Regions from separate parts of the Mus musculus genome. Here regions 2, 3, 4 and 5 are each linked to region 1. A link is a loop called in an ENCODE intact Hi-C map of the cell type or tissue named here. Cell type or tissue: left cerebral cortex. All regions are shown on one strand. Each heading gives the region's core, and the rest is flanking DNA. Links, peaks and the distances in the headings are about the cores only.

Region 1 (6,325 bases), core at 569-5,568:
TCACAGTGTGAGGTGGACAGAGGACACAGTACCTAGAGGCCAGCCACTGCATATTTATAGTGATAATTCCCAAAGTTTTGACACTGCTGGGGGTCAAAGGAGAATAATCTCCAGGCGCTGTGGTGTGCATTTTCCTCAGACAGTTTTCTAGAAAAGCTGACAAAATTTTCTCACTGTGATCCCAACAATTGTCTGTATCTGTTATCTGACTACAAAACAACATTCAAACCCAGCATGGGAATACATACCATCATCCTGCCATTCGGGAGGGAGGATAAAGAAAAAAAAGCCTAGCCTGGCCTCCTACCGGGTGATACTTTGTCTCAAAAAAGAAAAACAAAACCAAACACTGGCAACAACAAAACACACTTGAAAGATTTACTCTGCACATTTACATGTGGCACATGCCTTTAATCTCACTGGAGAAGTTGGGGCAGGAAGATAGTGAATTCTAGGCTCGCCTGGGCTACATTGTGAGTCACTGTAACAAAACAAACAAAGGAACGAATGGATGAGTGAACAAAAGATTCTGTCTAAGTGACCCACTGAAGGTCAAGGTGCAATGGGGGCTGGGCTGGAAGTAGAATCAAGTATTTCTGTCTTGTTAGGTCTTTGCAGTGCTCCAGGCTACTTCTTATTTAAGCCTGTGTTCTCTAGAACTGCCAAGTACCTACAGAGAACTTCTCCTTGGGTGAGTGTGGCAGGCTAGAATGCAGGGGTGTGGGGGTGGGAATGTGATTGGTCAATTTGTGAACTGGACAGTTCAAAACAAGAGAGGGGAGGCCCGATAGAGGAGGATGAATATCCTCAAATTTCCTCTTCCTCTCCGTTCTCAGCAGGTCTTAGCAGCCCCCGTTTCAGGTCTGGTTTAGTGCCAGGTGCACATGTTAGAGGTCTTGCCGGGTTGCCTTTAGGGCAAAGAACATGAAATAGAGCCATGGTACCTGTTCTTAGGGTAACCCAGAGGGAGCTAAGGGTAGAGGGTTGTATCACAGGAATCTTCTGTGTCTAGGAAACCCCAACACCTTCCAAGCCGGAGCCAAGTGTGCAGCCCCAAGGCTTACTAATGTAAGATTTCTGTGACCAAAGGCCTTGACACGCATGGTTCTACTTATCAGTGAGAGTAATATAAGCAGATACAAGAGTGAGTAGAGCTGCCTCATTAACCTGGGTCTGAGGCTGAGGGTTATCTTCTGAGAGCATGCTTCTGGTTTACAGAGGCACAGTATTGGGGTACAGTTCTGCTCTGGGCCCTGGTTTCCCTCAGCTTTGCTCCCTGGTTTCGCTACCTACCGTTTATCACTGACCACCTTGCAAAGAAACTTGACTTCTCTTTGCATTAGCTGACCCACATTCACATCTGAAGCTTAGTCATTCTGTTGTCCTGGTGGGGCTTAGGGAAGGATACTTAAGGAGATTATGGTATAGGAAGCTGAGCTACAGACACGGAGAGCAGAGCTAAGGAGATGGCTCAGTGGTTAGGATCTTGCCATACAAGCTTAAGGATGGAAATTCAGATCCCCAGAGCCCACGTAAGTGACTCGGAGGTATGAGGGCTCACATGTAATATCAGTCCTGGAATATGGAAACAGAGCGCCAGAGCTAGTTGCCTAGAGGGACAATCCATATCAGCCAGCTCTGGGTTTGATTGAGATATCCTGTCTCATTGACTAGGGTGTAAGAGTGATTAGAGATGATTCTGGACATCCATAGTGAGCTTCCACGTGTAAACACACACGTGTATCTGTGTTCGCACACACTCAAACATGCATACACACATACCTGTACTGCATGCACACACATAAGGAGGCAGAGCCTTACACAGGCGTGTTGAAGGGCTCAGGTTCCCCATTTGCAGTTTCGGCTTTCTCCAAGAGTGTTTCCCACAGAGGCTCAGTTTGCAGGATGCTTGACTGCAGAGGTTCAACCCCATCTGCAAGCCTCCAAAGTTGTCCCTAAGCGTGCTAGCATAGCCTTGCTTCAGGAGTCCGGTATTTTAATCCACCAACATGTTTAGACTTTGAGTCTCTTCGATTCCACATTTGTGACTGCGGTAACATGAACCATAAAAATCTACCATTTTGCCATTTTTTGCACACACTCTTCGTGGTATTGAGCATATTCATCTTGTAGTGTGACCGCCATTCCCACTATGAGTCTCTGGAACTTTCCCATCTCCCCACAAGAGAAATTTAGCCCCATTAAAACCATAGCTCTCTGTTCCCCTTTCCATCCAACCCCCATCGACCTGACCCTCATGAGTAACTGTTAAACTGTTTGAGTTTCACCTTAAGACGTCTCAGGCTGCTTTAGCCCAACATGAAAGAAATGGAATTCTCCAAGAGAGCAGAGCAGCAAAGGGCGTTTCTGACAGGGGACAGCTGTGGGCCTCTGAGGCCCTGCCACCTATTAAATGCTTTTGGAAGCAGCTTCCAAGCCTTCGGAATTCACCAAGGAGGCAGGAGCTCCCCCTACAGCCTAGTGACTCCATTGCAGCAGTGTGGGCGAAATCACTAAGCACCAGGCTCAGAGTACCTAAGAAATGAAAAGACAGAAGAAACCCATCTACAAGCTGCTTGGGGGATGCTGGGGATAGCGTCTCTGCCTCTAAAAGAGGTTTCCTCCTTCTCTCCTCCCCACCCCACCCCGCCCCCGCTCATACACGCTGGCTTTCACAACCCTGCCAGTTCTTAAATCTTTTCTTTTACCTCCACTGTTCAGTCATCCATAAAGCTGAACCTCTGGTAAGCGAGGATTTTCTTCGAGAGAACTTAGACTTCCGCAAAAGAGACCAAAGATGCCAGGTATTAAAGGAAACTCAGAGCTCAGCCTTTGAAGGCAGTCTGGTCCCAGAGGTTTGCTTCGGACCTCCCACAGGGCAGGAAACTTAGTGTTCCTGCAAGAATCCTTGTCTGCGGTCTAAATTCCAGCTCAAGGAATTACATCCTTCCTTATCCGGATTTAGCCCTTCCTGTGTGTTTTGACGGTCTTTACTATCTGTATGCTTCCTTGGCGAGGCAGCATTTTTCCTGAGGATATTTTGCCTTTCCGTAAGAGCACAGAGATAGGTGAGCTCTCTCAGCGTTGCAAATCATCCACAGATGAATTATAGGCCAACCCAGAAGCAAGGGAGCAAAGGCGCCCGGAGCACAACCTTGGAGGATGAAAGACCTCACGAGACCCACCACTCACGCTCCGCAACGTGCGTAATTAAATGGCTGCTGTTATTTACTTCGTGGTGTGGAGTTGCCACCGCCCTCTGGAGTTTTATAACTCTTCTAGCAAGCAACTCTAGCACTAAATGAAGGTCTTCTTGCTGGAGAGTTGCTTAGCCAACTCAAGTTCCTGCATTGGACTGTCCCCAGCGATAGGTCTTAGGTCTTACTTTGGCATAAATGAATTGTGTAAATTGTTATTTGTGTTTTTAAAAAGCACTAAAATCCACCACGTATCCTCATGGTTGTGTGAAAGCTTCAGTTCATATATTCAGTTATTGAATACCACCTTCCACGTTCACAGCTTTGGAGAAGTTAGCTGGTGGCTCGGTCTTGGAGTTGCGTCATGTCTAAGCTGGGGACACGTGAGTAGTGGTAGATTGATGTGTTGGTTAAATTGGAGTTCATGGAAAGTCATTAGTATTGCTAATGGAAAATATCACAAGACACACACATTGTATAATTAATCTGGAAGATAATGAAACATTCAGGAAATCAGCTAAGGAAGAATGACACCAAAATGACGGAGCAACAGCACATGCTCTCACACATGCCCTGGTTCTACGTTCATCATTGCTATAGATATCACTTAAGCCAGACATTTATAGTTGTGGCCAATAAACACATGCTGATAGAATGAACTTTAGCCATAGGGAAACTTTCATGAAAGGCCACACCAAATACAAACGTGCATTTGATAAGCTTTGAAAAATGGACATAATTTTAATAGACAATGAAAAAAAGTGAAAGGCCTTTGTGCAGTTTAATAGAACTGTGTCTCTTGGTCATTCATTTTAGTGAATAAAGGATATTTATATAAGCAAATGGCTCCAGCAATCATCCTTGGCATGGAGAGTCCTTGGCATGTGTTAGGTGGGTGGCAACAGAGTGGAAGGAAGCCAGCTCATAGAGAGGGCTGCTCTGTGAAATAACAGCTAGGGGCTAACGCACAGAATTCATAATAAAACATGAGAATCTAGATAGACACGTTCGGGACCAGTCCAGGGGGCTTAAGAATGATGTGCCCTATTGACCCGAATACCATAATATGAGGAACGCATGCTCCTGTAGAAGCAGATAATTCAGAGATACCTGTGGAGAAGTGGATGGGCTCTGGGAGAAGACAGTCGAGAATTTGGCCATTTCAACTGTGTGGATGCCAGACAAGGAAGGTCTAGCATAGAGGAAATGCAAAGAAAGCAGGTGATTTGGCAATTCAGGAGGCCACATCTGGACTAGGTGGCATAGCAGGTCCAGTTATTGCTCATTGGCATTTGACCTTAGAAAGCACCCTCATTCTCCTTCTTCGCCTGCAGACCAAACAATTTCCTCGACCCGCTCTAATTCCTAATACTTTAGAATTGTCTAAAACTTAACACTTCTAATGTATTAACAAGCCCTCATTCCTTAATGTGTTTCCTCCTCCACCTTAATGTGTGGTGACATTTCATTTTACGGCTTGGGATAACCCTCATTCTCTGAAAAATTTCAGGTTGACATTCTATTACAGTATAGTGTCCAAGTCTTCTTAGTGCAGTGTCGTCTACAGCATCTGAAGAATATTCAACTAGTACTTTCCTGATCGTATACTCTCTTATGCATGTGGTCATTCTGAAATAAAGTCAACATAGAACATTTCTCTGTAAGTGAGAATTTTATCTTATTCCCCACTGTCAATTTAAAGCTCACATACATAAAACATATGAAGAATGGATGGATGGATGGATGGATGGATGGACGGATGGACGGATGGATGGATGAATCGTGTGATGGAAATGGGCAAAGGTGCTTTGGATTATACCTTTCCAGAGAATGAGAAGTCATATTTTGAAATGCATTATGAGTAGAGATGGGTAGCCTTATTTTTGTATTTTTATCATTCTTTGAGGACTCCAGAAGTGGTGCTCTTAATCTTCATCTTTTATCTGTTCTTTGACACCCAGTTGTCTTCACCCACTACCTAAGCTCACATGAAGGCTGTGGGCTCAGTTGTGCTCTACACCTCTCTTAGGACCAGAACACCCACTGTTATTTCCATCAGGAGCACCAACTGAGGTTTTCTAGGCTAGGGTCCTAGTGTAAGTTCACAAGCACCAACACATTTTCTCGGCTTAAAAGAATACGCTATTATTGTGTGGCAATTGGTAAAGAACTTATTAATTAAGGATATAAGATAGAGAGAAATCTCCCAGGAGGCAGAAAGCCATTATGAAGACATTGTGGAACCAATCTAGCAGTTAATGGAATACGCAGAGGTCCTTTGCAAAAAGAGAAGGGGTGGGTAACTTTCCAAAAGAAATAGCTATCCGCAGATTAGTGATATTAAAGACCGAGGGAAACTTTACCAAAAGACAGGTAAAGTCCGAAAAGAAAAGAAATGATGTCATATAGACCTTTGGTTTGATACAATGCAATCTCCCTCATTATAATATCTCTCCATCGTAAACACACCACCACAAAGCATAAAAGTAAATTGAGATGGAATTGGAAATCAAAGTAGTGTTGCAAATGAGAATTAATAGTACATTTGCTTTTGTTCAGGGACAGGGCCATCGGAAGCAAAATAAATAACTCATTTCAAATGCCTGTGAGTTGTTTGCTTAAGAAATAACTATCAAATTAACAAGAAATGCCAGACTCCCTTCCCCTGACTTTCTTAAATTGTAGTGCACACCCACCCCACTCCCTGCATTGTACTAGGATGATTCTGTGTTGTGGAAAGAGATTTGTTGAGGTGGGGCAAACAGTGCTTATTCAAGAACTGGCTTCTCCAAGTGGGGTCTTACATATGTGCTCTATCCCAGTGTTACTGTTCAGAACATCCCAATGACCTCAAGTTTTGGGAACAGGTGCTCATTAGAACCTCCCACAGCAATCGTTTTAACAACACATCATCGAAGCACAGAATAGTTCCTCACTGGTCCTCAGCAATCCTCTTGTTGAGGTCTCCAGAAGTGATGCTCTTAGCCCCAGACATTGCATAAAACAGGAAAGTTGGGGGAACAAGATTCAGGGCTGGCTGGGATCATCTCTCAATAGGTGAAGTGCGCAAATTTCAGGCACCAGAGCCTAGGTTTGATTCAAGAACCCCTGTGAGACGAAACAAAACA
Region 2 (6,325 bases), core at 454-5,453, 310 kb after region 1:
TCCTAGCTTGACAGAGATAAACTAGCAGGCTGGATAGGACATGACTTGTTGAAAAGATACCACAAAGACACTACTTCCAGTTCAATTTCGTGTTTTTGTGTGGTGTGCGCAGGCGCCATGATTGGCCTGTGACAGTGCTTCATAGAGGCAGCCCCTGAGCCACTGGCAGAAAGGTCCAAGCCAGCAGAGTGATCCGCCACAGTGATAGTACAACACGGAGGGCATAACCTATTGTTGTGTTGTGAAATGATCAAGAACTGGCAAGTTATTAGGCTGAGATGGCTTTCAGGCTTTCTCTTTTAATTGAATGAATGTTGAGATTAAGAAAATTCTTCTTCCTTTTCTAAATTTTGATAGACATTGTCAAGTAAAGCTTTTTAACAAATTGCTTCATATGGAGAGATAAATGTGGAATTTAGAATATTTAGAAATGTATTCTTATACTTAAGATTTTGTTATGGTTGCTGAGAATGCATGCATTGTACATAGAATATTCTACCCAGAGAAATATGGTTTTAAATGTGTGAATTGGCTGGTGAGATGGCTTAGTAGATAAAGGCAGTTGCCACCAAGTCTAATACCCTTGGTTCAAGCCCCAAGAGCCTGATGGTGGCAGGAGGGAGCTGGCTCCTTTCTTTTATTTGTTTTAGTTATTAATTGAGGAGTAGAGAGAGCTCTTTACACTGTGGCCTCCATGCTGCTGACTTCACTGTACCCGGTGCCATTGGTGTTGGGACATTGCAGGTGAGGCTGTGTTGTCAGACCTCCTCCCTTGGAGAAGATTATAAAGATGTCAGAGATTCTATCATCCTGGTAATTTGGATTATGAAATGATGGTGATCTTACAATGTAACTATAGGTAACTAAGGAGATAAAAGGATAACCTTTGAACTTATGGAGGACCGCCCCCCCCCCAAGGGCAAACATCTTGGTGATAAAATAGAAGAGTGATACCACCTTATTGTCCAATCTGTTCATTGGTCCATGGTCTCGGATGCTGCCAAAGGATGGCAAATGCAAGCCTTGCTACACAGCCAGTAGATCCGGACTGCTTCCTTTGCTTCAGTGTTTGTCTCATGATCCACTCGAGGTAGAGCTTTCCTACACTGACTGTAGCCCCCAGCCTGTCCTCTGACTGGCATGTCTCTGAATGCCTACCCTCCATGGGTCCTGTGCTGGGAATTTAGTGCGTGTGTGGTTATGCTAGCAGATCCTTAGCCATAAGGAACATTCAACCTCATTTAAGTCGGCTGTCACACAAAGTTTTTAATGGGAGAAAATTGCTATCTATAAGCAGTCTCACTAAGATTAACAACCATTTTCAGTTTTGATTTTGCTGATACAAAAATTTTTTAAAATACTTTCCCTATATAAGAAACAGAAATATACACTCTATGTGAGCATTGTTTCTCATTTGCCTTAATGACTTGGCTATTGGGTGGAAATTGAACTTTGGATTTAAAAATATTCTTAGTTGTCAATGTTAACTCCCCCAGACCGCTGGTGTCTAGGATAGGAGGTTTCACTTCCAAAGACTCACAGTCTAATTGTCAGTAGCAAGGGAAAGTTCTTTTTTTTTTTTTTTTGTGAGAAGTTTATTTGTACACAAACAGTTTTGTTGAACTTTGTAAAAAGAATGTCATCTGTAGCATCTTTAGAAGACAACATAGTTTATTGGGAGTTTCAACAATTTAGTAATGGCATTATTAATTTGCACTGTACAATAGTAATGTGTTGACATTATATTCCTATAGTTTTAATGTTGCCTAATATTGTTAGTAGATAGAAAACATTAGGCAAACAATGCTTTGAAAACACTGCTGAATTTGGCAGAGCAAAATTGTGTTTATTAATTTCTACATTTAATAATTAATTCATTAATGCTATTTAATGAATTAATAACCCTAGACTGGTTATGCTGATGTATTGATACTTACAGGCATAATTTAAGCTTATTTTTAAGCCTATTTCAGTATGACTCTGATGTATTTTTTAAAAATAGTTTCAGGAGCTATTCATAGTTTTATTGTTATCTCATCTTTATTCAAGCAAATATGTTTGTGCTAATAGGAGTTACATGAGTAAATAACTAATATTGCAATGGGTGAATTAACACACCCCTCAGGGCTTTATTAATTAAAAAGTTCAAGTCATAGTAAAGTGCCTCTTTTATATGTTTATTTCAATCAGAAAGCCGAACATGGCAACTTATTTGCATAAATAATCAATCACCATTTACTAGTAGTAATAAGGTTAATTTGTTGCTGCAGACATAACAGGATTAGTCAATTATATTTCCTAGAAAATACTATTTGTTATGCCCCGCCACCTGAAAAGCAGGATTGTGTTCAACGTCCTTACTAAATGAACACATCAAAAAATTCCTTGTCCCTGTAAAATTTTTTTGAAAGGAAAGCTAATTTTAGTTGATTTGAATAAAGTAAAATGCAAGCAATGCCTCCATTTGTAAATTTATCTTTCTGCGAAGATTGATTATTTAATAAAGTTATTTATTTTGATTCAGTAACCAGTCAAACCAAATCTAACACATACAGGGCATATTTCCTTTGAAGAAAATCTCATTTACAGATTTGTTTTATTCCAAAGAACCCGACTTTCATTCCTTTGCCCTTGTTCTCAGTAATAAATTATGCTGTCTGCTCCACCTACTGGTGGCTGTACGCAAAGGCCTGTTATTGAATTCACTAAAGGAAAGCATTGCTTCCTGAGGCTCAGCCCAGTCACAAGGTGCCTGTAACACTCCAGATCCAAATGGCAGTGGCCGGTGCTTTGGAGATGAGCATCCTGTACAGAACTGTCCTTAGTAGTAATTGACCGACGGTGACTTACCTCATTTCCTGTTAATACGATCATAGGAAAGAACATAGAAACACAATATGGAGCAATCAATATAGCTGCATATTTTATTTTCTGTCATTTGCTAGTTAACGCATATGCAAATGGAAATTAAAAGTATTATAGAAATAATTTTCATGTCATCATTTACATAATATTTTTATGTTTTCCTTATCCTAGTAATTTTCACATGGGTACAAAACTAATTCTTATCAGTTTTGTGATTTTTAAAAATGCCCTTTGCTGTGATCATTATCAACAAACTATAATTTGATATACTTAAATCTTTTAAAAAAATAAAATGTGTACAGTAATCTTCTTTTCAAAACCATATCAAATTGAATTTATATAAGGAAGGAATACATTTTAATTAAAATTTAAACTTGACCTAGTTATAATAAACTGATAGGCTGTTAAATGGGAAACATGTTTAGAAGACCAAGATTATAAGATTAAAATGCTTTATTAGAAATATTTAATTTTTCTGAATTGTGTACTATCTTCTATTCTGTCCTCCTAAGACAGCAAGCTGAGAGGTGGTCTGCTTATGTACATTAAGGACTTAGTATGTGACATGTGGCTTGCACTTCCATCTGGAAATAGAGCCATGGAAAATGGCAGTCCCTCTGTGTACATGTGCCACTGTTTGCATGTGTAATAGTGTGGGTGCACCTGGGTCAGGTGTCTCGTGAATTTGGAAATACTGTGTTTGGACAGGCTTTGCTGTGGACAAGGTTCTTAGGCTAGAATACCCAGCCATTACGGGGAAGCTCAGGAGCAATGGTGTTGACACACGGCCATCAGTGGCTGCAGCACATGTTATGCCCATTGACCTTAGCAGCCACTTCGTTCACTCAGGGACAGTCTGGCTCCTTGTGGTTACTTGGCTGTACCCTTTCTTGGCTGCATGCATTTTGTCATGTGCCTTTGACTTTCTCCATCAGGCAGTTCTCCACTGCCTTCCACCTCAGCATTCCGTGTGTCAAGACAGCTTTCGCATGCCCATCTCCCTCATTCAAAGCAATGACAGTGTTCTCTAGAATTACTGTTAGTTAAGTCAAGCTCATTATACCAATGAGTTTACTACAGTCAGAGAAATCTTTCAAAAACAATAATATTTCATTTCCACTTGACATTTGTCAAGTTTGAAAGGTTCCATGTTCTCCATTTGATAGAATCCTTTGTACCCACAGATTAGCACAGCTCTCAGCCCTAAACAGAGAGATTTCTTTACATGGTTGATGACAGTGCAGGAACACACCAATGATGAGCATGTAGAGACTGAGTGTCTGCAGAGTGCTCAGCTTAAATGGGAGCCCTGCATCACACTCCCTTCCCACAAGGCTCAGGGGACACAGAGAGAGCCCGAGGTCAGGGAGGGCTGCAGTGAGCGGTGTCTTCTGCACATGAAGGACAGCTGCGCTCCCCACAGCAGCTGTGGTCGCCTGCATCAGACCTGCTTAAGGCAAGCCAGTCAACATTCTAATATAGAGGGGAGAGACACTCACAGACACCCCACTCCTAGCTGAGGCGCTTTGCGTAACAGATGGCTTCTGGGGAGGGACAGCCATAATTAAGAGTATGGCCTCTAGTTGGTCAGCCATGCTTCAGTTGGTAGCCCCACAATCATGAGTGTGCACAGATTGATCCCGATGGTTATGCAAAGAAATTTTTAAAAACAAGAGGACAAAAGAAGAGAAAGATGGGAACGGGGTTGGGGTGGGTCTAAAAGGATTTATGGAGAACTTGAAGGTATATATGATCAAGATATTTTATATGCAATTATGAAATTTTCAAAAATCTAAAACAAATATGTTTAAAACAACCCTTCCTTTTCAGCATAAACATTGACAACCCTCCGCTATTGCTTCCGCCCTGCTTCTCAGTCTTTCCTTCCTTTGCTCTTCAGTGTGGTCATCCCACCGCAGCCTGACATTATGCTCAAGAAAAGCTCACCAACAGGATTTTCTAACATATGGATGAAGCTGATTCCTTCTTACAGCTAGTTACAGTCTGGACGTTCAGAGTCCTGCTCTCATGCCAAAGGGCAGTTCCAACAACTTCCCACAATTCCAACAACTTCCCACAATTCCTACAACTTTTCACCACACTGACCTTTCCCTTTCCCTTCCTTTAAAGATGTTCTCGCCTTCCTATTAAACTGCGTTGTCAATGAAATCTATTAACTGTTCAGCTGTCCTTATTAGTGTAGACTGGAGAACACTGAGAGATTGTTAATAGTTCATAAGAGGAAAGGGGGAGAAATATCTGCCCAGGAGCCAAAGAAGCCCAGAGTTTGACGCAGTGGGAAACTTAGGGCAGATGGGAAGCAGTCTTGGTGTGTTAACACACTCAAGGAGTCCATGTACTATCTGGACAATAGAGTAGTTATTTATAGCTCTAAAGTGAAAGGAGTCAGACACAGGAGAAACCTGCCAGTCATTTTGGAGGGCTCACCACTACTTAATTTCCACTACTAGCCCCATTACACCCTGCACCTCCTATGTTTGCTTTCTTACTCACATATTCCCTGCTTCCGATTCTAAATTCTTTTGTGCTCTGTCATTTTGTTATGGCAAATTTCTACAGGAGCTTAAGAGGGCTTGGTAGTAAGATAATTGATAGTTAGTTTTGGGTAGTAGCTTTTGGAGGGTTATGGGGGACAGGATCTCACTGTATACACAGCCTAGGCTGTTCTGCAATTCAGTATGTGTCCCAGCTTGATCTTGAAACCACAGAAATTCTTCTGTCTTAGCCTCCTTAAGGGCTGGAATTACAGAAATGAACCCTCACGCTAGGAATGGGAGGTAGTGCTTCACATTTCGTGTGAAGAAGTGCATACTGAACTTAGCTAACAAACGGCACGGTGTGGGATTGGTAAAGTTAGCTTTCCAGATCCTTCTTCCAAAGTTACAAATTTAAGCGTGAGTGCTTGTTCATGGTTGTACGTAGTTTATATAAACTCAGTAGGGCTCGGTAACTGGAAGCCGAGTCGATGGCCCACATAGGACTCACCAAGTGACACCTACGCTCAAGGCACTCTGTCTCCACTTCTGCGTATCCTGAGTTCCTCCTTGGGAGTTAAGTGCTCTGGCACCAAACTTCGTACAGCAGGTGTTCAGTGCTTACAGAAATATGCTCAGTCAGCCTATGGACACTCATGGAAAACACTAGAGCCTTTGTGGAAAGGATAACACAGCCATGGAAAGCTATGGAAATTCCATGTGCACAACTCAAGCCAGATTATCATATTTATCTGTCTCCACACTCGCCGCCACAGTTCTGTGAAGCAGCAGTGATCTCTGCAGCAACCAAAATGTTATCCAGCTGACTTTCCCCCTTTGGGCGGTTGGCAGATTTAGTCTTTCAAGAAGATTCTGCAGCAGATGATGGACTGACCTCCGACCTCTGGAGGTTCAAGAAGAAAGCCCATGAGTCAGGCCATTCTCTCTGCGTTCCACTGAGCAGT
Region 3 (6,325 bases), core at 635-5,634, 620 kb after region 1:
TTTATACTGACTCATAAAACAATTCTGTTGTAACAAATAGCTATAAACTAAACGCTTATCTATTGTAAATAAAATTGTCATTTAAAAATCAGTTTTGGTTAATGATCACTGTCCTTTGGGCTATTTATAATATGTTCAACAGCAATATTCTAAATATTAATGGATCAATTCAGTAAACAAACATATGTAAATTTTATTCATTTTGTCCAAACAAATACATTTTTAAAAAGATTTCTCCCTAGTTTTGAAGCAGCTTGAGGAAACCGGTCATCCTACGCTCGAGCATGCTCATTCTGCAGGACTTGGGTGTGCTTTGAGTATTTCAGTTAAGCGTGTAAATGAAAGGTGAGAGACAGTTTTTTTTTCCTGAGGATGGTTTAAAATATATTCTACAGTGAGCATGTTTCAAAATATTCTTTTGTGCTTCATTTTTAGAATATAAACATTTAATTTATGTCATTATGATCTTAAGATACTTGTCTTCACAGCTTCCTAGCATTTCAATTAAAATATGGGTTTTTTTTTTTGTCCAAATATAATTTGCCTGTACAGCTTATAGTCGAAAAGGGCAGGCTTCTGGGATACTGAGTGATGGCTCTCAGCTACCATCATTTGTATTTCTGATCTCTAGACTCAGATGGATAAAGAAGGTCGAAATGGTCCCTGATGAAAGAAAACTTTTAAAACCATTTGGAAAAGTTAATGAATTAGATTTCCCAGCACTTGAAGATATTAGGGTGGGGAGACCAAGACTCCCATCGGCCAGATCAGGTTGACAGGAAAGCTTAAAGTTTCTTTTACCCTCCAGAGAAACACCCTCCCGGAGCTGAGCTCTGGGAAGTCAGGAATGACATATTAGCTTAATGAGTTATGTTTCATAAGCAGGGAGCCTTCAGTGGGTGCAGCTAAATTTTCCTGTCTTTATTTCCTGCCTCTTTCAAAAGCATTCAAAAATGCCTCATGACAAAGTATCATTTTTCCTTCAGAAAGTGTCTTTTCTGCCAGGGACAGAATGATCAAATTCAATGATCAAGAAATGCTTTTAAAAAAATCTTTGCAACAATCGTAAAAAGAACATAGGCAGAAGAGGTGAGCCACAGCTTTCTTTTTAAATAGCTGTTAAGTGATTTGTAAAGTAAAAATTTCTACTTCACTCTGAAAAAAGAAAAAGCATTTTCTGTCTTCTGATGTATCCAAAATACTAAGACAGAGAAGAGAACCCACTTAGAACCCACTTACATTGGATCTAAGCCTCCAAAAATTCAAATATTCAGTTTCCACTGAATGTTGGTTATCTTCCACTCAGTAATGAGGTTTTCCATTTCAGAACGGCATGTGGATTTTTTTTAAGTGGCACTGTGTGTTGCATGTACCTTTAAAGGCAAGAATGTCATGGTCCGCAGCAAGTGTGCTCTATGCCTCATAAGGGAAAGCTTCGAGAGTCCGAGCTCACAGATCAACATTATTTCTGTTACTTTACTCCTGTGGACTTATACATGGAAAGTGGGCATGGGAGATAATAGAGTGGGAATGATTTTTATTCTTAGCTGTGCAAATATTGGTCAAAATAGGATGCGTCTCATGGTTTCATATTTTCAGGGCAGCCCTTCAAGTCTCTTTGGAAAAGTAACAGGAGGCTTATCCATTATATGACCTACATCTTTCAGGTGTTTCAAAAATCTGAAGTGGGGTGGGCCCCTCCCTTCTTTCTCTTTGCATGTCTACTTTGTAACAGCTAACTTGCCTTTCTGTAACTCTAATACTACCTGTGTATCATAAACAGGGGATGGATTGATCACTGTAACCAGCAGAGCCCCTGCTTAAATCACAGGAGACCAAACCGACCTCAGAATTACAAAATGTACCTTTGACAAAGTTTTTGGATGGTTCCTGTAGTGAGGATGGAGTTCCTACTAGCAAGAGAAGGCTCAGTTTTACTTGCTTTCTAAGACATACATACAGATTCTTTAAGAGGTCACATGGGATATAGCTTAGTTTTAAAAGAAAGATACTTTGTATTTATAAGAGAAAAGCCAACCATGGATACACCCATCAAAAAGAGCCCCAGAGCACACTGGGAAAGTTGCCTGAGATGTACCAATGAATGTGAATGAAACAGCAAAGTCCTCGTTTACATCACTGTTCTATAAAACTCTAAAATGAATAATAATCAAATAGTTTCACAAAGGAAATCAAAACCACCAAAGTGAGTCTTAGCCAGTCCAGAATTTGACAGCTTCCAACTTGGAAGAATAATAAGAAGTAAAGTTTTAGGACTGCAGACAGAAAGCAATGATAATTCTGTTCTTTTCATTCATAGCTAGAGACAGTGGGTTTCCATGGGGTGGGGAGACAGGCCTAAATGAGGGCTCCCCGCAGAGCACAGCCGGGTCTTCTTCATGTTCCTTCCTTTTTAACTCAGTGTGACTGGTTGGTAGCTCCACAATTTACCATTATGAATAGTACTAAAACATACTAAATTCATGTGTCAAAGGCTTTATCTTTTTTAAAATTATCTTTTGAGTGATTCATTCAGAAAATAGCCTTTGCTAGGTTTGTCTTGCTCCAGTGATATCCTTCATGACATCATTGAATTTTCACATAGAATCAGATTATTAAATATGAAAATCTTAATGCACACAAAAGCTGTGTGCCATGACTGTCTCTAGCCTTTGTAAGAAGCCATGTCTTAGGTTGTGTTTTTATCAATGCATTTCAGGAGTTGAACACAGAAGCAAAAGTCATAATTCTTTAAAGACGTGTGAGAAAGACATACTAATTCACCACTCATGACACCTTATACATAACTCAAAGAAAGGATAAATTTATATTTTAACAACATGTATGCATTTGCATCATAGCACATGCAAAGCAACAAAATGATCTGATGTTTGCTTTTTCCCAAATAAAATTACATTAAAGACTAAATTAAATGATGCCTATTCATCAAATGAGAACACTAGAAAATGTTGCATAACTGTTGCAGATGTTAATATGGAAGTAACATCCGTGTGGCAGTTTTTATATTAACACTACAATACTACAATACTTGCCCACCTGGTTTTCATTTTGTAAGAAAAAAAAAAGCTGTATTTGATGTTCTTAGAATAAATGACCCATATTTTCTAGATTTTGCATAAAATGCAGTCATACTTTGGGACATAAATGCATGCCAAATTTTAAAAGGAAACAGTTACTGATGTATATCATAAATGTAAAGAAATCTTAAATGTAAAACTCAAGTCAAAGAGAATAAACTGTAACCAGGACGCTCCAAGAGAAGCTGCACCTGTGTGTGTAAAACAGCTCAAATGGATGGCTTTATTTTCATATTCAAAGTCAAGTTCTCAAGTTGTGGGCCAGAACTGAGGAGAAATGTTTCCAGAATAGCGAACATTTACAAAGAAAAAGATAAAGGCATCTGCAGTAGCAGAAAGAAATTCAAATTTACAATGAAAGTGTGACATCTGGTGGCCAAGAGGAGAAGTGGCCCCAAAGAACGGGATTTCAAGGTGCCTTCATAAAATAAAATTAAATTAAAGGTCCTGTCTGGCTCTGTGTGCCTGGTTGGTTTTTTGGTTTTTGTTTTTTTTGGTTTTTGTTTGTTTTTGTTTTTGTTTTTGTTTTGCCATGATACAGAAATTTTGCTGATCAGACTCATCTCTTCCTAGCGATTTTACTTTGACGAAGCTTTTGTGGTAATAGTTCCTAAAAAAATGTTTATATTCAAGATATTTTTTAAGAGATTCAAAATTAGAGGAAATATTTTAAATGATAATGGTATGCAGTTAGAAATGGCTTAATGCTGACAAAATTAACCCACTGGGAATGAGTTTTTTATTACTCTCTTGGAAGCAAAATCAACCTTCCTTAAGTCTCCCCAATAAACAAATTTTAAAAATAAAAAACCTACCAAGAAATTTTAAATCATCTTGGACAACACATAAATAAATAAATAAATAAATAAATAAATACTTCAATCCTTAAAGACAATCCTGGTTCTTTACATATATTAAAATAGCTTATAGAGCAAAACTAATAATAATTACCCTCCCAACCTTGAATATTATTTTTATTAAAATGATCTGAAATAATTTCATATTATGTACTGCAAACTGGCTGGTGGCATACTGAAAAGGAGTTTGACCATATTAGCTGAAATTAAGCTGTCTAAGAGACAGAGTGGTTGGTTCTAGTAACGATCCTTTAAAACTTAGCAACATTGTTTTGTAAGATAATGCTTTCCTCGGATCGTTCATCTTATTTTATCATGCTCCTCAAATAATTATTTAAAATACCACTAAGAATAATAGGAAATCTTTGGTGTTTTCTTTAGCCCCTAAATGTCAAAATATGAAACTAAGGATGTCTGTAAAATCTCACGCCGTCTTCTACACTTTCCCTGTATAGTGAAGTAGCCAGAGGGGAAGGCTGTTGCATAATTTATGTTCCTTATAAGATTTGACCAAACAGTGTGAAAACTGTTGACAATTTTTGAAATGCATCCTGTCAATTGCTTTGAATTCCCATCTTGTTCACTGATACAGGCAGAACCCTGGCACCGAGTTTGTTTCTGTTTGTGGCTGTACGAGATCTTCATCTACCATCCGACGCGGAGCCCCAAAGAAGAAGATAACACTGATGGGGAAAAAAAATGGCTCCTGTCTCCCTCATCTCAAAATCCTTCTGCGGTGCCAGATGTGCAATATATCAACATCTGGTTGTTCCTTGTTTCCTAAGAGCTTTAGACTGAACCAGGAGATGGGCTGTGCTGTAATGCCCAAGGTTCTCATTTATACCATTCATACAGCATTGGAGGCAGGTCCCCAGTGTTCTGTGAATGTGTAGTGTGTACTTTCAGAAGGACATTCTAAATGCCCAGGGCTCCCTGTAGAGGGTAAGGGCTGTCCTTACACAGGATGGCATCTGATAATTTGTTCATGACAAGTTGAAATTACCACAAGCCAAAGGGAGATTTTTGTTCTATGTTCTTAGAGTCAGATTATTTCAGGAATGATGATATAAATGATAATCAATAATAATAATAATAATAATAATAATAATAATACAGATTTTTCCTTCCTTAGCAACATTTCATTTTTCTAAATAAAATTTTATGTGATTGTTCTTTGTTTCAAAATTCCAGTTGCTTTGGAGATAATCATTTCTTGTCAAAGGTTTATGAGTTAGTACCACAAGCCAGTGTTAGCATTTAGAGAACGGTTAGCATTCTGTGTCTGTTAATGTGGGTGTTGATTTTCCTGAAATAAATTGCCTGGTTTTGTTCTCGTGAAATGAGCATATTTTGACTCTGGCATATAAGGACTCTTTAGATGGTGCTCCCATACTTGGCTCATAAAACATCCTGGCTTTCCCTGATGGAAACCTGCTATTTGCATATTCAACGGAAGGGGGACAGCATTTTTGCTTGCTTTTCCTGTGTCTGCTGCATAGCTTCACATCAATATCTATTTTTTTTTGAAGAAACAAGTAGATGATAAAAGTAAAATGCTTCCTATTTTCTTTCCTCCAATATCAGCCACTTCTTCCCAAAAGAAGGCATGTGCTAAGACTATATATAGCTCAGCAGTAGAGCACATTCCTGAGGCTGTGGGCTTAATCTCCAGCCTGGGGAAGTGGGCAGCATACACTGTGGCTGCTTCAAGAACAGAAAGGAAGGAAAGGAAGAGCGAAAGGAAGAGAGAAAGAAAGGAAGGAAGGAAGGAAGGAAGGAAGGAAGAAAGAAAGGAAGAAAGAGAGAGAAAGGAAGGAAGAAAGGAAGGGAGGAAGGAAGGAAGGAAGGAAGGAAGGAAGGAAGGAAGGGAGAGAGAGAGAGAGAGAGAGAGAGAGAGAGAGAGAGAGAGAGAGAGAGAGAGAGAGAAAGGAAGGGAGAAAGGGAGGGAGGGAGGAAGAAAGAAAGAAAGAAAGAAAGAAAGAAAGAAAGAAAGAAAGAAAGAGAAAGAAAAAGAGAGAGAGAAAGAAAGAGAGAGAGATAGAAAGGAGGAAAAAGGATTGCAATGTGCTTGTAAAAATAGTTATTGCAACATGCACACTAACATGCAATCTGAAGAATTATACGTGATGGATGGAAGGAGAGAGAGAGGGAGAGAGAGAAGGGGAGAGAGAGACAGACAGACAGACAGACAGAGAGACAGAGAGAGAGTCACATAACACAAACCTTTACAATTAAGTAACCCTAGGGGTCCATGCTCTGAATGTGGGATGGGTAACGTTTTAGCAGCTAATATCTGCATTGATAATGTCTGTACAGAGAGAGGCCATCTGCTGCTGAGCCATGTGCTCATATGAATGGGCCCAGAGCTTG
Region 4 (6,325 bases), core at 473-5,472, 340 kb before region 1:
TTTCTCCTTCAGCTACGTCACCAAAGTGAGATGTCCCAATTTAGAATCATTTCCACGTAAGAAATGGATGAGAGATCCAAACCATGTGCTCTACAACTTGTCAAGGAAATTAACTATAAAGACAGCATCGATATTATACAATTAAAATGAGAGCTCTTAACATATTTAATTTCCCCCTGACCTGACTTTCCTCAGTCATTATGAACAAAAAGTATGAATTCATAATTTGCAAATAGCCCTTGGTCTTTTAATATATTCTGGGAGGAACTAAGACACCCAAGCATATGAGCAGGCACACACATACATTTGAGCATACGTGTTTCTTTATCGAGGGCAAAAATAATACCGAATGTAGAGACGAGGGCTCATTCCAGGTTGTTGAAAATGTAGGCGCTACAGCATATTTTAAGTGCATAAATCATATCGTTCCATAACACTTATAGTGGAAGGAGGTGGGGAGAAAAGAGTGAGAAGAAAGGAGGGAGGAGAGAGAGGGGGAAGGAAAAGAAGGCAAGAGGAGGGGTGAAACAAGGGAAGGAGGAAAGTAGGGGGAGGAAGAGGAGGGAGGGAGGGAGGGAGGGAGGGAGGGAAGATAGGGGAAGAGGGAGGGAGGGACAGAGGAAGGAGAAAGGGAGGGAGGGAGGAAGGAAGGGAAAGAGGGAGGGAGGGGAGGAAATGAAGGAGCTTGTCTCAACCTTTCAATATTATTTACTATATAAAACATCATATGTTTCCCCCTTATAAACTCGCATAAGGCATCTATTTGGAGGTGTTTGGGATTGTTGTGTTTTTAATTTTAACAATCATAGTTCTGAGGCTTAATCACTTGTATGTGCTAGAAAACCAGATGGTTCAAGTGGGCGTTAGTTTACAAGCTCTTGGCATAAGGATTTTCGCTTCCTTTCAGACCAAAGCTGAGTATTTTAGCACAGAAAAGAGGCAATAAAGAATAATGAAAAGAAAAACCGTCCTAGATTTCACAGGTCCCTGGCTCCCTGCCTCTCCTCTGCCACTGTGTCACCAACTTTTACAGGGAAGTATGTGTGGACAAAACAGTGTACTCCCAATTCTGCTTTGGGGCAGACTAGGTGTCTGTCCATCGTGGGCTCAGCTTCACCATCATTCCCCATGCCATCTGTGGACCACTGGAAAAGAACACGTCCTGTCTTCCCAGGGCATCCCTAGTTGTGTGTTCATCACTTCCTGCACTGAGCTGATGCGAGCAGCTACACTCACCTCAGCCCTCTCCTTCTAGGAGGAGATGAAAGAAAATAAAGAAGACATTACTGAGGCTCCCATCTATGATTCCTGGCACAGCCGTGAGACGCTGCCTGCAAACATGTGAGAGCCTTGGGTTGCCTACTGTGAAATCTGAGGATGCACAGCAGAAACCAGAGAGGAACTGAAAGGGTGTTGGCGAGGGGCAGAGCTTCGAAATTTCTTTGTAGTTTGTGGATTTCTTGTTTTCTAGGTAAGAAATCACTCTTGCTTATGTGCTGACCATTCTAGTGAAACAGCATCTTTCAGTTGAAACCACGATGCCCATCACCTACACAGCTTCATTTTTCAACAATATAATAAGGCTCAGCATAGTGGAAGTGCCTGGTGTCTGTGGAGCATAAGCTGTCTGTCCTGGGTAGGCTTCTGTTGCTATGATAAAGACCCCCCATCAAAGCACAGGAGGAGGAAAGGGATTCTCTCAATCTACAGGTCATAGTGCTTATGGAGGGAAGCAGAGGCAGGAACTCAAGGCCGGAACTGATGCAGAGACCACAGAGGACCTATGCTCACAAGGGTGTTCTCTTGTTGGGTGGTTCAGCTGCTTTTCATATCTAGCCCAGGCTTGTATGCCCTGGGATGCCACTGTTCACAGAGGGCTGGGCCCTCCTCCATCAGTTAGCAATGAAGCCAATGCCCAAAGACCAATCTGATGGAGACAGTCCTTGTTGAGATTTCTTCCTCCTGAGTGTGTCTAGATTTGTATTTGACAAAAACAAACAAACAAACAAAAACAAAACAAATATACAAACAAAAAAAATCTATGACACGGTCTATCCTTTCATGTCACCTGGATTTATTTCTCTCTCATCACCAGCCAACAAATTCCCAAGATTAAGATATTTGAGTGCAATATGCAAAGAAGCTCCATGGATACGCCACCATGCCAATGAACTCTGTATCACACTCAATGGAAAGAAGACACAGGCCACGGAGATATATTTGGTCACCACAAGATGTATTTCATTTTTCTTTTGTTCATTCCACAAGAAGTTAACTTTTTTTTATAATTGTAGGATTATTTCCACAAATTTGATACTGACCGACAATGTCTTTAGGATAAAGATATTGCATGTTTATCATGACTATCAGCCCCGTTGCCCTTTGTGTTTTACAACTGTGGATCCCACCCATCCCACACCAAAAGATCTCAAAAGAAATCTGTCCTGACATTCTCAGACTTCTTGTCATTTTCCCTAACAAGTTCAGTACAACTATTCCTGCAATGTTCATCTAATATTTAATATATAGATATCTAAAGACAATAGCATGCCATTTATATAAAGCATTTGAGGATCTTGGGATTTGGGTATCTGTAGGGCTCTCAATCTCCATGACTATCAAGGGACAAATAGAGTCACCCATAAGATAGCATGCTTCCATGAGGCTGGTACACAATTAATAATAAATAAATGAAGAAATGAAGAAATGGCCTAGCAGACATGACTATTCACTTCCAATTTTAATGATCTAAGAACTTAGCTAAAAACACCTATACTGCACCACATTAGGAACACTTAAGTAAATTATCATACTCATGATTTATATATCTGTGTGCTCTGATTTCTGAAGTAAAATTGACGAAAGAGCCTTCTCATTGTTTATTGCCTTAATAAAGGAGAGTGTATCTGGTGAAATGCAAACAGTCTTGAAATACTGTCTTGATTTTCAACAAAAGAAATTAGGTTTACTTGTGTATGGCAACACCATCCCCCATGACGGAATCAATCCACAAATAAAAGTGCTCCATGAACCAGTGAAGAAGAGCAAGCTTCCTGCCGCCGTGAAGCCGTGAAGCTGGGTTTGAACACAGAATATAGAACATACGCTCAATTTCTACTGAGAAACCATTTCCCGCTATTCCAGGCAATGATTACTATTAGAGAAACAGGCTATTTTATAATTATTGAAGACATTCATCATGTTACCTAAATTAGATGGGAATATATCCAAGAAAAGTGCAACTAAAGCCTACAAAATAAATATCTGCTTAAGGGTAAAATCAGCAAGGCATTAAGAGTTTCCGACTACAGGAAGTAGAAAAAGGTATTGCATTATCTATTTTGGATTTGTGCTTCTATTATATATGTTTTTAAGGTATAGGGTCTATTACTCTCACATATGTATTCCTTAGAGATTTATTTTTTACTTTATATGTATGGAAGTTTGGCCTGTACATATGTCTGTACACCACACACATGCAATATTCATAGAAGCCAGAAGAGGGTATTGGATCCCTTGGAACTGGAGTTACAGCTTGCTGTGAGCCTCTGTGTGGATGCTGAAAATTGAACCCAGGTCCTCTGGAAGAATAGCCTGTGCTTTTAATTGCTGAGCCATCTCTCCACCTCTGATATATGTGTTTTTAAAATATGGAACCTTCATATAATGAATGATCAGAAATAGACTTTCACCGAATGCTGACCATGGAATCAAGTTTAAAGTTGGCGGTCACAGGCAATGAGAATATTTAAAACTAAAACATGAGTTTCTCTAACTGTACCTCTTGACCAGACACTGTGCCTGGGTTTGTGCACACAGAGCACTTCCAACTCTGAAACTCAAATGTAGTGCACACACGTTATGCAGGGACTTAGATAATGCAGCAAATGTCAATAGTGACATTCCTGTTGATAGCCCAATACTAGAAATGCTAGGCTCAGGTAACACTACTCCTGATATTACCTGCCTGCAGATATAAAGCTCTGAGCATAGCTTACAGCATGGTACATAAAGACGAATAAACCAGCCTCCGGACTGCTTAGAAACGCACTGCCAAGATGGGCTTTATGCCTTACACAATGGAGCAGAAGGCAGTGGTATATATTTAAAATTTCCATTTTTAAGCTGTCACTCAAAAACTTTTCATACTTTTCTTTTAGCTTATTGATCTTTCTGGCTCGTGATGAGACTTCAGCTGCTTGGTCGGCTGCTTTTAGCTCTGCTTCTTATTAAGAGCTAAATCGGGAATCACAAAATGCTACTAATTTGGCAGCTTTCGATAGAAATGAAAGCTAAAAACAGCACCAAGATAGTACAACCCTTATGTCTTATTGCCCCAGAATCCCGGATTTAACTACTATGGAGCATAATAATGGGTGCAGCCAAACGGGATCACTATGCAGATATGATAAAATAAAAGCTTGTATTAAGAATGCCAGATCAACTATTACTGCTGTTTGATCCTTATGAAACTTTTTTTACAAAAAGAATATATACTTGTATAAATGCTTGCATACATATATGTATACATGCATTCATATATACATGCATTAATATACACATGCCATATATATGCATATGCATGAATATACATGTGGATGTATATACAGATTTATATATACATACACACACATATATATACATGTAGACACATAAATCCTGTATGCATACACATGAATATATGTGCATATGAATACAGGCATATATATGTGCATATACACATGTATACATACATATACATTCTCATATGTATACAGACATATACATGCATACATATATATTCATGGATATAAATCCGTGCATATATACACATGTACAATGCATAAACACAGACATGCACATGTATATGCACACACACATATATCATGCATGTGTATACATATGCTCAGATAGTGCTCTTCCTTTTATATTCCCTTTCTTTAACATACAAAGAAACCTTCATTCTTAGTTCTTTCATTTTTAATTTTATTATTCTATTTTTTATTAATGTGGTGGTACACATCATTCCACATGTGTAGAGGTCAGAGACAACTAACTTTCGGTTCTCTCCTACCATGTAGATGAGCCCTGAAGCTCAAGCTCAAACCCAAGTTGTCAGGCTTGGGGTCTGAGAGGTTCTGAGGCATCTGTGCCATCTTGCTGGCCTCATCCTCCGTTTAATGCTTTGGCTTCCTCTCTCTCTCTCTCTCTCTCTCTCTCTCTCTCTCTCTCTCTCTCTCTCTCTCTCTCTCAAATACAACACAACAGCAAAACAACCAAGCAAGACTAGCATAACAGCTATGTAACTGGCCCAACCTGATCAATCATTGTGCTTCCACTACTCACACTGATTTTTGGGTGGCGAATTATATATCACGATCACAATGCTTTCATAGGCTGATTTTGGATGCTGACCCTCTCTCAAATCCATGTCCATTCTCAGGTTAGACTTCAGAAAAGTGGGATCTGTTTTCCCCTCTGATTGGTCATGAAATTTATCCTCAGCAACAACAGTGGCTGGCACTTTGGTAGCATCATTATGTCACCTTTAGGAGGCTCCTACAGGCTATTCAAGGAGCAAGGCCCATTAAGGGGAATATTCACAAACAGAAAAGTCTGCTTTTTTTTTAATCTCTCTTTTTATGATTTACTTACTTTTATTTTATGTGCATGCATGAGTGCATACATATATGTATGTGTGCCACATCGATGCCTGGTACCTGTGGAGGGCAGGAGAGGGTGTCTGATCCCTTGGGACTCAAATTACAGGCTGTAGGCAGCTGTGAACCATCCAGTGGATGCTAGAGAACAATGCAGGGCCTTCTCCATGGGTGGTAAGTGTTTCTAACTACTGAGCCATCTCCCCCGCACCCTGTTTTTTTTTTCTCAGCATGTCTGAAATTGCTGGTCTTCCATAGATGCTTCTTATTTGACAGCTCTGTTGGTAATTTTGAACTTCCTGCACCATCTCAAAGTGAACCTCGAGGTCTCCCTCGTTGCTTCATTAGCAATATAAGCCCATAGATAAGACCAAAGCCAGGCACTTTCTGGAGTCCTGGCTTTTACCTGTGGTCCTCTCATATCCAGTAATCCCACCCCCTACCCTGCCTCCCACTTTATATGCTTCCTCACTGCACTCCCATTGGCTACTTAAGTGTGTCCACAATTTGCATATGTATATGGTTGGGATGTTTGGACACCCAACTAAATAAGGCCCAATTCCATTTCTCCCCACCAGGATGGTGACGAATTGGCCTCTCGAAGCTCTTCTGACAGATAGTGGAAATGGTAGCTACCGTGGCCAGAGGATGTCCTGGCTCCCCTCTGCAGCACGGTATTCAGAGCA
Region 5 (6,325 bases), core at 736-5,735, 1.5 Mb before region 1:
GGTTGGGGATTTAGGTCTCTTGCCCAGGAGGAAGCCTTGTCAGATGTCTGCTGAGAGAAGGTGGCTTGCCTCTTTTATTTGTCTCATTTATTGGCTGCAGGGCCTCCAGCTAAGCAGAGAGGCAGCCCAGGGCAGGCTCCAGAGGTTAGAGCTGGTTCCAGAGAACACTGGGCTAGAGAGACAGAGAATCCTGTCTCTTTCTTCTTAAAGGACTCGGAGTTGAAGTTTAGTCTTAACTTTTTTCCTGTGAAATAGACCTTGGCCATTTTTACCACCTGGGGGGGGAAAGATAGGAGCAGGCAATGGCTACAGCAGCGGTGGCTGGCGATTCTGCCATCCTGACCCAGGGAAGGACCAGAGTGGGGAAGCCAGAGGAGAGAACTGACCACCAACCTTGGGAATGATGTCAAAAAGATGAGGTAGGTCTACCCCACTCGGGTAAGGGTTCAGTGCTTCAAATGTGAGCTGTTCATGGAAACTCTGTCTCCTTTATACCGCCGGGTTGGCGAGGTGACGCTTTACGTGTCACACTTTACCGACCGTTTCCTCAGGGCTCTGTGTGGAGGTCAAGGGGTTAGCAGACAGGTTTGTCTACTTAGTGAATCAGGCAGAGTGGGAATTAGGCAGGTCTTATGGAAACTCCTAAACGAAGGCGGCTCTGGGGGCATTAAGGCCAGGGTCACTTAGAGTTCAGAGCTTTGGGGACTCCTTGACTTCAAATCCCACCTCCGCTTTGGCAATATTGCCCAAAGCGTCCACTTAACCTTTATGAGTCTCATGAAGTTTAGTGGGTCCCACCTAGTGAGGCTGAGGTGTGGATTGGACGAGGTAATCTCTGCACCCTGCAGGGCCCGTGGCACCCATCCCCCAGCTGTTCCTCACCGATCTAGGGTGAAACGCCTGGAGGAGCCATCAAGGAGAATTAGCTCGGCTGTGAAGCTGGTTTTTCTCACAGTGACCTGATGGCATGTCAGGGTTCATCTATTTATGTGGAAGATGACCGGTGTGATCTCCCATGCAGGGTGGACTTTACCTTGATCACTCCATTGGTCTTCACTGGCTCTGACCACTGCAGCAGCAAAGCCCGGCCCTTTTCTCTCTGCTCCACTGTGAAGTTCATCAGTCCGCTTGGGGCAGATTCTAAAGTCTTAATCAGGGTCCAGGGGCTCGACACCTTTCCTGCACTGTTTACAGCCACCACACCAATGTGGTATGTTGTGAATGGTTCCAAGCCAAAGAGATGGGCTTGACGACTCGTTCCCTGTAAGAAAGTTGGCAGGTTAGGAGCCCTTTGGAAGCTGATAGAAGGTTATTCTCTGAGCTGCGTAGCCAAGTCAGGACCCATGGTGTCAACAACAATAGCGTAGCTGTAGAGCAAAGGTTCAACTCACACTGGGGCAAAGGTAGTATTTTGCTTGCACTTGTGGACATTTTGAGTACAGCAAGAAATGCGACCTGAAGGACAAATGACCCTTCCAGGGAGGCTGAGTCTCAGGGATTCTACATAGCAGGTGTTTACATTACAATTCGTAACAGTAGTAAAATGACAGTTTTACAAAGTAGCAATGCAAATAATTTTACGGTTGTGGGTCATCGAGACATGAGGAGCGACGGTCATCCAGGGTTGCAGCCATGGGACGGTTGAGAACCATCTCCCTGATGTCTGATTTCCGATGGGTTTTCAGAGTTCATAACCTACGAATTGTGATGCCCAGGACGAGAACTCCACTTAGCTTCGTGAAGATGCTCCAAGTTGCACACCAGCGACTGCAGAGGAGTGTCACCAGGCTAACGGGAGGTCCTTGTGAGAGCTGCCAGGGACAATCCTAACCCTTAGTGCCTCTTGTTGGTACAGGAGACCCCTCTGCCTCCCAGCCTCCCCCACTTTCTGTGTTGGTGTGCATTTATATCTTACAAATTTGATAAGACAAACTCGAGAAAACAGCAACGAGCCATTGAACTATGAACGTACAAATGCCCTTGGAGCAGCCTGTTATTAATGTAAATGGGAAGCACTTCCCATTTGTTAGCAGCAGCGTAACTAAGACCATGAGAAGAGCCCACAGTGATTGTTATCTAGGCTTTGAGAATTTTGCCTCTGTTGATCTAAAAGAAGAAAGGAATCACAGAATTACTTTTGTTTGTTTGTTTGTTTCTTGCTTGCAGAGAGACATTTAACATATTTTGCATAACTTAACAGGAGCTAAGAATCTTAACATTCTAGAGGCCCTGGGGTGCTCTTGCCAATCTGGGCTAGCGGATATGTCTGTTTAAGGTAGGAATTATGCCTGTAGCAGGGGGATAACAACATATGCATGTGTAAACACACACACACACACACACACACACACACACACACACACACACACACACACGAGTTTTGAGAGAAGATACTTTCTATTGTGGATCATAACCACTGGGTATAACCAACCATGACTAAGTTTTGGCTGAGTGATGCTATTTACATGTAATGATACATGGGGTCAGCGTGCGTTATTTGATGTTTAAATGTGACATTGATAGTTTATCAAGTGTTTCTTTTTCTGCATGGGTAAAGGTAGGGAGAAGGAGTCTTTCTCACAGTTGTTGGCTGAGAACTCAGGTGCAGTTATGAGGAACATCTGGCCCTTACTTTGGGGATTTCCCGGTGTTATTTTGAAACTGAAAAACATATACAACTAAACGACTCTCGACATATTTTTGATACTTTCCTCCCATTCTTGATTTTAAGTTTCAACTGAGCAAGCGCTTTTGTTCTGTGAGAAACCTGAACAGAGAAAATACAATATCCTTTATGGATCTGAGACTCATAAAGTCAATTTTCCTGTTTCAGTAAGTCCCATTATGATATTACATGCTAACCTCCTGAAATCTTTTAATATTTAAACATTTGCTAAGCACCCAGACTATGAAACAAATTTTACAGAAATACTAATTTCTCTTTTTTAAAATATTAAAAGTTAGATCATGAATATTTAAAAACTTATTTCTCCACAACATTGGATTGGTCTTTTAGATAAATACAGCATCGAGCCGGGATGACCACAATGAATATTAAATCCGACAGCGCCTCCAGTCCTGATTATAAGCATCCTTTTCTGACAAATGATTTCTTTTCTCTGGAAATAGGGCAAACATGGGTAAGATTAATAATGCAAAAAAGAATAATTCTTTGTTCAGAAGATTCAGTAATAGATGCCAATAAAAGCAGAGGTCCCAAAGTGACCCAGAATCACCTCTAACAGATTACAGATAGGAGAGTAGACTTCTTGGCACACTTAGAGACGGTTTCTGTTGTAAGAAACTGGGAAACCACGTGGGCTGTAAAGCAAAAGCGTATGTATATTGTCAATAGTGGCACCGGCTCCGTTACAGCTCACTTCAGAGCAGAGACTTCTGTTCAGCCCCTAGATGGCAATACTATCAAACACTTTCCATAACACGAGTACTTAGTGATTAACAGCCGGCTGTTCTGTCTTCCAGCATACTCCCGGCAACCAGTTTAAAAAAAAAAAAATAACAGAACTGATTTCATTATAGATTCTTTTAATAAACATTTATGGCTCAGATCCTTGAAAGCGAAAGGATTCAAGATGCCCCTGCCGGAAAACCTCCACTGTCTAATGCAGAAACATGGCCTGCTTGTGTCTCAAGTACAAACCGTCGTGTACCTGGCACAGCTGTTTCAAGGTGTGGTCCTGCAAAGGGTGATTTAAATAGTGTTGCTCTAATCTGGCCTATGTTGCATACACACACACACACACACACACACACACACACACACACACACAGTCACCTTTTACTGGGGTATAGGTTCTCTTGTTACTTTATTATTTCTGAAGTGCCACCCCTCCCCCCACCCCTCCCACATACTCTTGGCTTTTCTCTTTCCTCCCGTGTTTTCCAGGTTCTGTGTTCTCCTCCTCTACCTGGAAACTTCTCTCCCTTTCCTCTTTGAATGTTTTCAACTTGGCATTTTTTTTTTCTCTTCCCTTTTTAATTTTCACTACTTGGCTCTCTCCCACCTCATTCTCCTCGCCTGTGACTTTAATTATTTATCAGACTTTTGTTTTTGTTTGGTGCAGATTCTCATGTGTCCCGGGCTGGCTCTGGATTTGCTGTGTGACAGGGCACGCCCCCGAACTGTAAATTCTGTGTCCACCTCCCCAGGTTTGGGTGATGGGATGGCCAGCACGCTCAATCTTCTGTGGTGCTCGGTTGGACCTGAGACTTCCTGTATGCCAGGTGAGCACCCAACCATTCGAGTGACGTCTGTCCTGCCCCTGTTGGTTCTTTTGAGCTATAAGTTTTGCACCACTTCCCTCCGGCTATCAACTCATCCTCACTCCTCTTTGTCTTGGGCCGCCTCGTCTATGCGGGTAGCCTTTCCACACGTTTTTATTCTAGGGGTATGCCAGCCTTTGTTATGCACCAGATGAAGAATAACTCCATAAGATAAAGTGGGAAGAGATTTCTACTGGAACTAATCCTAATCGGTTCTCTCCATCTGATAGTTCCAATGAGATTCAGCCTCAGCCTCTTTCACTTTTTAAAAATTTATATGCAGACGTGTCAGCGCCGGGATACAAATCAGCGTATCGCTTATGAGGCATGAAGACGGGGCTCTACGGGATGCTCGTCCACTTGAGGGTCTGATGGCAATTCGAACTACATTTTAACCTCTCAACTCTGCTCCCGGGGACACGCGAGACTACTCGGAGTCTTCAGCAGCCTGACAGTTTTACACCATCTCCTCTGATTATTTTTGACGACTTGAAGTGCCCCAAAGGTGGCCAAGGGGTCAATAGGTTTATGTAGGTTGAAAATGATCAAAAATTACCATTGATCTGTAGCTGTCAATAAAAGGCTGCATGGGGATCGTCCCTGCGCAAATGTTTAAACTGCAGAAAGCTACCTAACTCAGTCACCTTTGAGTCTATTGATCTGATGATCCAGCAGTTTCCAGAGCTTTCCCTCTGGTCTTTGTGGAGCGTTTTCACTAAGCCCGTCTACCTCAGCCCTGAGGAAGCTTCTTCACACTGCTCTCGGTAATGAAGCCAATGTGGTGAGGCTCTGGGGCCGCTCTGCCCATCAAGGGGTATTATGTGTGCTTACTACAGTTTGGAAAGGGTTAATCTTCATGGGGCACCACTCACTCCATCCCCAGTCAGTGAGATTTCTTGTGCCTCTGCCTTTGATTTGTTCTCCTTGGCTTTTTATCCTAAAATAGATCAGCTCTGGCATACAAATTCTGACCAGCTTGGGGGAGGGGGTTCCTTTGGCCCCTCAGTTCTCACAAATGCAAAATTCTAGAAAACAAGTGACTTTGAAAGGGGTAGGGAGAGCGCTCTGTTGGAAGTGCTGCCAACACAAGGGCCTGAGTTTAGCTACACACACCACATAAGTCTCTGTATACCATGGTGCTTGTCTAGTTCCAGTGCCGGGGAGGTGGAGATGGGAGGACACCTAGACCTGTCTGTGCAGCCAGCCTAGCTGAATCCATTAATTCCAAGTTCCATGAAAGAAATGAAAAGAAGGTGGAACACAATCAAAGCAAACACCCTGTGCTGAGCTCTGGCTTCCACACACATGATCACACAGGTATACCCCTCCACACACACACATGAACACATGTGATGCATATAGTTACTGTATGGAAAGAGAGCTCTTCAGACTAACCCATATTAAAGCATGGTGACCTCATAGGTTCTTTCTCAGGCACGCATTGCTTTCTCACTATGACAAAGGCAAGGAAAAGCTGTGGACGGGAGCTGGAGTATTAGGCCTGGAAGACAAGCAGAACATGAGAGGCCATTCGGCTCCCCTGACCAGGTTCTCGGTTACCATCTGGTGAAGCCATGGACTTAGAGGAGCATTTCAGTCATCTGGGTGCCTTTTCTATGTTCTGATACTAACAAAGTATTTTTCCACTTTTCTTAAACCCAGATAATCTGACTCTCGGGTGGGTTCTGCAGGCTTTATTTTTCCTTTTGTATTTTCCATTTAGAAGAGTAACATTTGAGTTCCTCAAATGTTGATCAACATATTTGTATTTAGTATTTATCTTACACAACTGAAATTAGTCTTAAGGAATGATACCTTATCTATCCATTACCAACATCTCAGCCTTGGATAATTAAACCCATGGCAAACCAAGCTAAGATTTCCAAGACTAAACAGTGGTAACTTTATTAGAAAATTTCTACTGATTTCACAAGTAGATGAACATCCCTGCGGCCTGCTCTGCTCATGGAGCTGGGTGATGGGAGGAGAAGACATTTATGATTGCCCACCCACATGCATGCAGAAATGTTGCCAATCAAAG

Evidence for each region. Hi-C counts contacts between places; a loop is a spot of excess contacts. Peaks named below come from ENCODE experiments on the same cell type or tissue, not always from the same donor. Only the 100,000 strongest peaks of a DNase experiment are listed, where the experiment ranks them.
Region 2: a loop joins it to region 1, with 3 times the contacts of the local background. A loop is called at or near these places in 2 of 42 quality-filtered maps.
Region 3: it touches region 1 in a loop (5-fold over the local background); 2 of 42 quality-filtered maps call a loop at or near these places.
Region 4: a loop joins it to region 1, with 2.2 times the contacts of the local background. A loop is called at or near these places in 9 of 42 quality-filtered maps.
Region 5: a loop joins it to region 1, with 2.5 times the contacts of the local background. A loop is called at or near these places in 4 of 42 quality-filtered maps.

What each region holds. Positions count from the first base shown.
Region 1 is chr1:187,444,480-187,450,804 of GRCm38, reverse strand. It overlaps Gm37896 (a long non-coding RNA gene), which reads right to left and starts at 2,935. Exons shown (of 3, transcript XR_865841.3): 1 at 2,709-2,935. In left cerebral cortex, for the core only: a CTCF peak has its summit at 2,470; DNase peaks (open chromatin) are centred at 2,473, 2,812 and 4,075.
Region 2 is chr1:187,134,005-187,140,329 of GRCm38, reverse strand. The region is part of intron 6 of Spata17 (spermatogenesis associated 17); the gene reads left to right. Among named protein-coding and RNA genes, the nearest start is that of 1700007P06Rik, 12 kb to the right of the region's middle. In left cerebral cortex, for the core only: a CTCF peak has its summit at 2,672 (motif pointing left); a DNase peak (open chromatin) is centred at 2,683.
Region 3 is chr1:186,825,109-186,831,433 of GRCm38, reverse strand. No RefSeq gene overlaps it. Among named protein-coding and RNA genes, the nearest start is that of Rrp15, 79 kb to the right of the region's middle. In left cerebral cortex, for the core only: CTCF peaks have their summits at 3,473 (motif pointing left) and 5,414; DNase peaks (open chromatin) are centred at 3,444 and 5,365.
Region 4 is chr1:187,779,969-187,786,293 of GRCm38, reverse strand. It overlaps a transcript of Esrrg not described here. Among named protein-coding and RNA genes, the nearest start is that of Gm36388, 130 kb to the right of the region's middle. In left cerebral cortex, for the core only: a CTCF peak has its summit at 3,477 (motif pointing right); DNase peaks (open chromatin) are centred at 884, 4,195 and 4,248.
Region 5 is chr1:188,901,373-188,907,697 of GRCm38, reverse strand. Ush2a (usherin) reads right to left here. Exons shown (of 71, transcript NM_021408.3): 61 at 1,034-1,261. Among named protein-coding and RNA genes, the nearest start is that of n-TNgtt3, 37 kb to the left of the region's middle. In left cerebral cortex, for the core only: a CTCF peak has its summit at 3,403 (motif pointing right); a DNase peak (open chromatin) is centred at 3,464.